Regions from separate parts of the Homo sapiens genome. Here region 1 is linked to region 2. The links are chromatin contacts, found by Hi-C or POLR2A ChIA-PET in ENCODE. All regions are on one chromosome and are shown on one strand. The core of a region is the stretch at or near the end of the contact, and the rest is flanking DNA. Distances in the headings are between cores, read along the strand shown. Region 1 holds the start of CPNE1 (copine 1). Region 2 overlaps ITCH (itchy E3 ubiquitin protein ligase).

What was found. Hi-C counts contacts between places; a loop is a spot of excess contacts on that map. ChIA-PET counts read pairs that join two places held with the same protein, here RNA polymerase II (POLR2A). Pooled maps may share reads with other maps.
Region 1: a loop to region 2 is called in a pooled map, with 2.0 times the contacts of the local background. The contact joins the promoter of CPNE1 here to the enhancer-like site in region 2. A Hi-C loop is called at or near these places in 1 of 50 pooled maps. POLR2A ChIA-PET finds 5 or more read pairs at or near these places in 2 of 52 experiments (OCI-LY7 and activated B cell).

What each region holds. Positions count from the first base shown.
Region 1 is chr20:35,663,460-35,667,103 of GRCh38, forward strand. It overlaps CPNE1 (copine 1), which reads right to left and starts at 1,441. Exons shown (of 16, transcript NM_152925.3): 1 at 1,301-1,441. It overlaps RBM12 (RNA binding motif protein 12), which reads right to left and starts at 1,441. Exons shown (of 3, transcript NM_006047.6): 1 at 1,301-1,441. RefSeq lists enhancers at 150-269, 264-769, 610-659, 980-1,089, 1,274-1,778 and 1 more and a silencer at 1,008-1,302.
Region 2 is chr20:34,404,089-34,407,748 of GRCh38, forward strand. All of the region lies in intron 3 of ITCH (itchy E3 ubiquitin protein ligase), which reads left to right. Among named protein-coding and RNA genes, the nearest start is that of ITCH, 43 kb to the left of the region's middle. Within about 2 kb of position 1,468, at least 6 of the 41 ENCODE cell types and tissues checked have a DNase peak (open chromatin) inside an H3K27ac peak, as active enhancers do; they include OCI-LY7, where a contact is called at or near this core.

The DNA.
Region 1 (3,644 bases), core at 191-2,690, 1.3 Mb after region 2:
TCCCTTCAACAAACCTTCAGTTGCCATCACACTTTTTTCCAGTGGGTTATACTGACTCTATTATTGAATAATATAAAACGGTCCCTACCAACTTCTTCAATTTATATTAGGTTATCTCTGAGAATCCTGGAGCCAAGGAGGGTTTTAGGGCCCAGAAATCTCTTAAAGTCTGCAATTCTCAGCATGACACCACGCAGATGAGTAAATGTTTAGCACTTAATACTGAGTAACCCTCACAAGAGCCCCTCAGATTTGTCACTATAAAGCACACGTTGGAGGCACACAAAAAGCCCGTACGTTTACAACCTAGCAGCTAAGCCTGCTGCACTGGCGTCCAACCCCGTCACTAACCTGTAGATCCTCAAAGTCCCTCCCACCACCCAATTCACGTGGCTGCAAACTAATGCAGCCAAGCTTCAGAGAAACTCAATTAACTCTCCATCAAAAGCACCCACCCTCCGCAGCCCACTGGATCTCGTCCTCCTGAAATGCCACAGGATCCTCTCCCGAGGGAGCCGTAAATGTGCTGCTCACAGCAGCCCCTTCCCTACTGGGGGACCAAAGGCCTGGCATCTTACTACAATTCTCAGAGCCTCAGGAGGCGTACTCACCCCACCCCCTCACCTCCTAGCTTCAGACGCCGGCTTCTCAAAACTGCTACACCCTCGAGTAAAGCCCCTCCCCAGCAATGGACCTCGGAGGCATTTCACTGCAAACCCCTCCACCTTCAGGCCACGAAGGCGGCCGGTTGTGACACTTCCTTTCTGAACTCACAGGAGTGTACCGACTACAGCTTCCTCCCCACAGGTGTGACCTGGGTCCCCTTTTGCTGGTAGGCCACAAAGGCCTCCTTTCCATTTCGGGTTGAAGGAGTGTCCTCACTACGATTATCTCCCCACCTCCAGGCACAGAGATGTAGTTATAACCTCTGCTTCACTGGGGGAGACAAGAAATCCTCCGTACTCGGGATGTAGGCGTGTTTTTACTGCAGTCCCCGTTAGCTCGCAGGCCGCTGAGCCAGCCAGCTCTGGCCTGCCCCCTCTCAGACCACGGGGGAGTCCTCGCTATGGCCTCGTCCCCACTTCGGTACGCAGGCTCATCCTCTTGCGTCCTCCTTGCATCCTCTCAGATCTCAGAGGCCTAAGTGGCATCCCACTCCCCCTGCAGCCCTGCCTCGACCCTTTGTGTGGGGCGCTAGTTGCCGCGGGCTCGAAGGCCTCCGAAGGCCCCGCCCCGGGCCACCAAGGGGCACCACGAGCCCCGCACAGCCCCACCCGTTCAGGGGCTGCGGGAGTCTTACCGGGGAAAGCTGCGCGGCACCAGAACCCAGACCCCGAATTACCCCCCGCGCGAGTGCCTCCGCCCCGCGGCCGACAGCCCCAGCCCGAACGGCTTCCCGGAGCCCAACGCAGCCACCACCTCCTTCGCCGCTTCACAAAATGGCCGTCGGCCCGCTCAGCGGCTCCGCGTTCCAGAAGGGGGAGGAACGGCGTGGTTGACGTCAAGGGGCCGCGCAAGCGCGCTGACGGTCTCGGGCGATCTCCCGGAAGTTACTGGGTTTTGTGCTAAGAGGGGGATATTCAGTCCCTGCTTGCGACTGTTGGCGCACAGGACCGACCTTGGGCTAGTGGCCCTGGCGGGTGGGCTGGGTATGAGTGTCTAGCTTGGCCCTTCACTGCAAGACTGTGCAAATTGCTTCACGTCTTCCAGTTTCCGCGGAAGGAGCGAATTGTGCTTACCTCTAAGTTTTTTGAGGATTAAATGGACCACAACGTGGTGGCTAGTTATTATATCCTGACAAAACAGCCAAAACCTGATTCTTTTTTCCCATTTAAGAGTTTATACAGGCCGGGGGCCGGGCGCGGTGGCTCACGCCTGTAATCCCAGCACTTTGGGAGGCCGAGGCGGGCGGATCACGAGGTCGGGAGATCGAGACCATCCTGGCTAACACGGTGAAACCCCGTCTCTTCTAAAAAATACAAAAAATTAGCCGGGCGTGGTGGCGGGCACCTGTAGTCCCAGCTACTCGGGAGGCTGAGGCAGGAGAATAGCGTGAACCTGGGAGGCGGAGCTTGCAGTGAGCCGAGATTGCGCCACTGCACTCCGGCCTGGGCGAAAGAGCAAGACTCCATCTCAAAAAAAAAAAAAAAAAAAAAAAAAGTTTATACAGGCCGAGCGCGGTGGCTCACGCCTATAATCCCAGCACTTTGGGAGTCCGAGAAGGGCGGATCATGAGGTCAGGAGTTCGAGACCGGTCTGGCCAACAAGGCAAAACCCAGCCTCTACTAAAAATACAAAAACTAGCTGGGTGTGGTGGCGGTGCTTGTGGTCCCAGCTACTTGGGAGGCTGAGGCAGGAGAATCGCTTGAACCCGGGAGGTGGAGGTTGCAGTGAGCCCAGATGGCGCCATTGCACTCCACCCTGGATGACAAAAGCGAAACTTCGTCTCAGAAAAAAAAACAAAAAAAGAGTTTTAATCTAGGGCAGGGCGCAGTGGCTCACGCCTGTAATCCCAGCATTTTGGGAAGCCGAGGCGGGCGGATTACCTGAGGTCAGGGGTTCAAGACCAGCATGGCCAACATGGCGAAACCTCGTCTCTACTAAAAATACAAACATTAGCTGGGCGTGCTGGCTGGCGCCTGTGGTCCCAGCTACCAGGGTGGCTGAGGCAGGAGAATCGCCTGAATCCGGGAGGTGGCGGTTACAGTGAGCCAAGATAACGCCATAGCACTCCAGCCTAGGCGACAGAGCAAGATTCCGTCTCAAAAAAAAAAAAAAAATTAAATCCATCGTGACCCCTCCACGGCTTCACTATAGTATTATTTTATTATAGAAAAAGCTATTCTCTGGCTGGGCGTGGTGGCTTACGCCTGTAATCCCAGCACTTTGGGAAGCCGAGGTGGGAGGATCACGAGGTCAGGGGATGGAGACCATCAGGAGAGCGAGACTACATCTCAAAAAAAAAAAAAAAGAAAGCTGTTCTCAAGCCGCTTTGGGCCTAGCCCCCCGAACTTCATGCCCCTGCTAATTAAAAGCTGGATGTGGTGGCTTAAGTCTGTAGTCCTAGCTACTCGGGAGTTAGAGGCAGGAGGATCCCTTGAGCCCAGGAGTCCGAGGCTGCAGTGAGCTATGATTGCATCACTGCACTTTAGCTCAGGTAACAAGAGCAAGACCCTATCACTTAAAAAAAAGAAAAAAAAGGTTGAAATTATCACAATTCCAACAACCTTTCGGGATTTCTATGGCAGACTGGACTGGTGCTAGCCCAGTATGCCAAAAACAGCAAGTTGGAAAACCAGGCCACACTGTTAAACTAAACCTATGCTTTATAGGTTTTTATAGGTTTGCTCTGTGTAGGTAAAACATAGTCCATTAAAAACAAAACCTACTAAATGCAATGTAGCATCCAGGGTTGGATCCTGGAACAGAAAAAAGACAGGAAAACTGGTGAAAGCTGAATAAAATCTGAAGTTTAGGCCGGGCATAGTGCCTCACACCTGTAATCCCAGCATTTTGGGAGGCCAAGAGGCAAGAGGATTGCTTCAAGACCAGCCTGAGCAACACAGGCCCAGTCTCTATAAAAAAATCTTTAATAATTTTAGAAAATCACGTTTCATTAATACTAATATACCAATGTTAACCTC
Region 2 (3,660 bases), core at 218-2,717:
GAGGGGTTGGATTGGAGAAGTGAGAGTAAAAACAGTTGTTTAGAGGCCTCTCATAGTAGCCCAGGTGTCAGATGAGACTGACATTTTTCTGGTCCTTTTTCTTCCGGTTTATAATGTATAGTTTTTTATTTTTTTGTTTAATTTACTGTGGGACTTTAGTTTTCAGAAAGTAGTACATTGATTTATTTTATATTTGTAATATTATGACTATAACACAAGGTTTTGTTCAATCTAGACTTTGAGATTTGAATACTGAAATAATTTCTCCTGTCCAGGTTTTGCAGTGTGACCCTTGGGCAAATTTTTAAATTTCACAGAGCTTCTGTCTTTTTTTTTTTTTTTTTTTTTGAGATGGAGTTTCACCCTTGTCACCCAGGCTGGAGTGCAATGGCATGATCTCAGCTCACTACAACCTCTGCCTCCCGGGTTGCAGTGATTCTCCTGCCTCAGCCTCCTGAGTAGCTGGGATTACAGGCGCCTGCCACCATGTCTGGCTAATTTTTGTATTTTTAGTAGAGACAGGGTTTCACCATGTTTGTCAAGCTGGCTCCTGACCCCCGTTGATCCTTTTGACTGAGACTTCCAAAGTGCTGGGATTACAGGTGTGAGCCACCACGTTCGGCCGCTTCTCTTTTTATGTGTAAAAATTAGGACAGTAATACCTGTTTCGCAGAATAGGTATTGATATTGAAATGACATTTACGTGCAGGCACATGGTAAATACTAAAATTGGTGCTCCTCCACCCCCATGTAAAGTTTGTTAGGCCAGGCCTGGTGGCTCATGCCTGTAATTCCACCACTTTGGTAGGCCTAGGTAAGTGGATCTCTTGAGCCCAGGAGTACAAGACCAACTTGGGCAACATGTCAAAAGCTTGTCTCTACCAGAAAAAAAATACAAAAATTTCCTGGATGTGGTGGCACGCACCTGTAGTCCCAGCCACTTGGGAGGCTGAGATGGGAGGATGGCTTGAGCCCAGGAGGTAGAGGTGGTTGCAGTGACCTGAGATTGTGCCACTATTCTCCAGCCTGGGTGACAGAACCAGACCCTGTCTCAAAAAAAAAAAAAAAAAAAAAAAGGTTTCAGTGGGGTTTGGTAGGATTATGTAGCAAAATTGCTTTCACAAATTTGAATCCAGCTGGGCACAGTGGCTCACGCCTGTAATTCCAACACTTTGAGGGGCCGAGGCAAGTGGATCACCTGAGGTCAGGAGTTTGACACCAGCCTGACCAACATGGTGAAACCCCGTTTCTACTAAAAATACAAACATTAGCTGGGTGTGGCGGCGCGTGCCTATAACCCCAGCTGCTTGGGAGGCTGAGGCAGGAGAATCGCTTGAACCCGGCAGGCGGAGGTTGCAATGAGCTAAGATTGTGCCATTGCACTCTAGCCTGGGCAACAAGAGCGAAACTCCTATCTCAAAAAAAAAAAAAAGTTTGAATCCTAGAAAGCCCCAACAGGGGCAGATCATTTCCTTCCTGTCAGCCTTGCGTTGCTCTTTGTTCTAGGTTTAATCAGTTTCAGAGTGCCACAAGAGGCCCTGAAATATAATGAGTGTATGTATAATTGTTTGGGCTATTTCACCTTTTCTTAGACCAGAAATGTATTAAAAGTAGAAATTTTATGTTTTTCTGTGTAATCCTGTGATTAAATTTGGCTCTATATTAAGCACTAGAGCTTTGATTTAATAGTACTTTTTTTTTATTTTTTATTTTTTAATAGAGATGAGGTCTCACTGTGTTGTCCAGGCTGGTCTTAAACTCCTGGGCTCAAGTGATCCTCCCGCCTGGGTCTCCCAAAGTGCTGGTATTACGTGCCCGGCCTATTACATTTTAATCAGAGATAGCTCTGGTCCCCACTTGAATATTTTTTATTCTGAAAAAGACTTTCTATTTCATGTTTCCACTTAGATGTCTCAGCATCTGGCATCTGAAACAATTTTTTTTTTTTTTTAAAAGACAGTTTTGCTCTGTTGCCCAGGCTGGATTGCAGTGGTGCAATCACAGCTCACTGCAGCCTTGACCTCCCAGGCTTAAGCGATCCTCCTGCCTCAGCCTCCCCCCAGCAGCTGGGACTACAGGTGCACGCCATCATGCCTGGCTAATTTTTAAAATTATCTTTTGTAGAGACGGGGGTCTCACTATGTTGACCAGGCTTTGTTCAAACTCCTGGGCCTCAAGTGATCTTCCTGCCTCAGCCTCCCAAAGTGCTGGGATTACAAGTGTGAACCACCATGCTTGATCTTGTCTATTTGTCTAGCCTTCTCTTGCAACTCTTCTTTTTCTTCAGTCAGTCATTCTGTGGCTAGCTTGAATGCCAGCAAAAAGGCACATAAGCCTAAAAGGATGGAAGTATTTGATATATGTAAAGTCAGAGTTTCAGGGCCACCACCTGGGACTATGCCTGCTTAGATATCCAGACTTTGGACTATATATTAAGCTGCTGCTTCTTTTTTTTTTTTTTTTCGAGATGGAGTCTTGCTCTGTCACCCAGGCTGGAGTGCAGTGGCGCAATCGCGGCTCACTGCAATCTCCGCCTCCCAGGTTCACACCATTCTCCTGCCTCAGCCTCCCGAGTAGCTGGGACTACAGGCGCTCGCCACCACGCCCGGCTAATTTTTTGTATTTTTAGTAGAGACAGGGTTTCACCATGTTAGCCAGGATGGTCTCGATCTCCTGACCTCGTGATCCGCCCGTCTCAGTCTCCCAAAGTGCTGGGATTACAGGCGTGAGCCACCGCACCCGGCTATATTAAGCTTCTTAAGTAGTTACTATATAAACTCCTCTGACAACTCCAAGGGTTCCTTAACTTTGATGAGCATTAGCATTCTCTGAACTTTGCTGCTACAGTAGATAACCTGGGTGGTGGAGTAGATAACCTGGGTGGTGGGTACTTCCTTGGTTGTAGTTACCTCATCTATGAGGGAGCAATGACTTGCCACCTATGGAAATCATGGGGTGCTTTGCTAGATTTCTACTTGTTATACCCTGTAAGGGGCCTGGACAAAGCTATTTTATGGCAAAGGTAACTAAAAGGTGAAGGCTAAGGAGTTTGTATCTCAAGATGCACAACATAGGAAGCTCTTCCTTAGATAATATGAGATGTTAAAAAAAAAATCTTAGTTTGTAGTTCTTATTCTTCCATTGGCTTTCCAACACACAGAATAAAATCTAAATTATCATTATTATTATTATTTTTGATACGTAGGCTCACTCTGTCGCCCAGGCTGGAGTGCAGTGGCATAATCTCGGCTCACTGCAACCTCCACCTCCCGGGTTCAAGCAATTCTCCTGCCTCAGCCTCCTGAGTAGCTGGGATTACAGGCGCCTGCCACCACACCTGGCTAAGTTTTGAAATTTTTTAGTAGAGACGAGGTTTCGCCATGTTGGCCAGGCTGGTCTTAAACTCATGACCTCAGGTGATCCACCCGCCTCAGTCTCCCAAAGTGCTGGGATTACAGATGTGAGCCGCTGCGCCCAGCTGCAGATTCTTTATCTTGGTTTATAAAGCTCCCATACAAAGCTTATCTCCCTTCATTTACCATTCCTTCCTGTGCTTGCTATACTTTCCCTCAGATATGCCATACTCATTTGCCTCTCTCTGGAATGCTGTCTTATTCCCACCTCCAGTCTTCCCATGGCTGGCTCCTTGTCATTTGGATG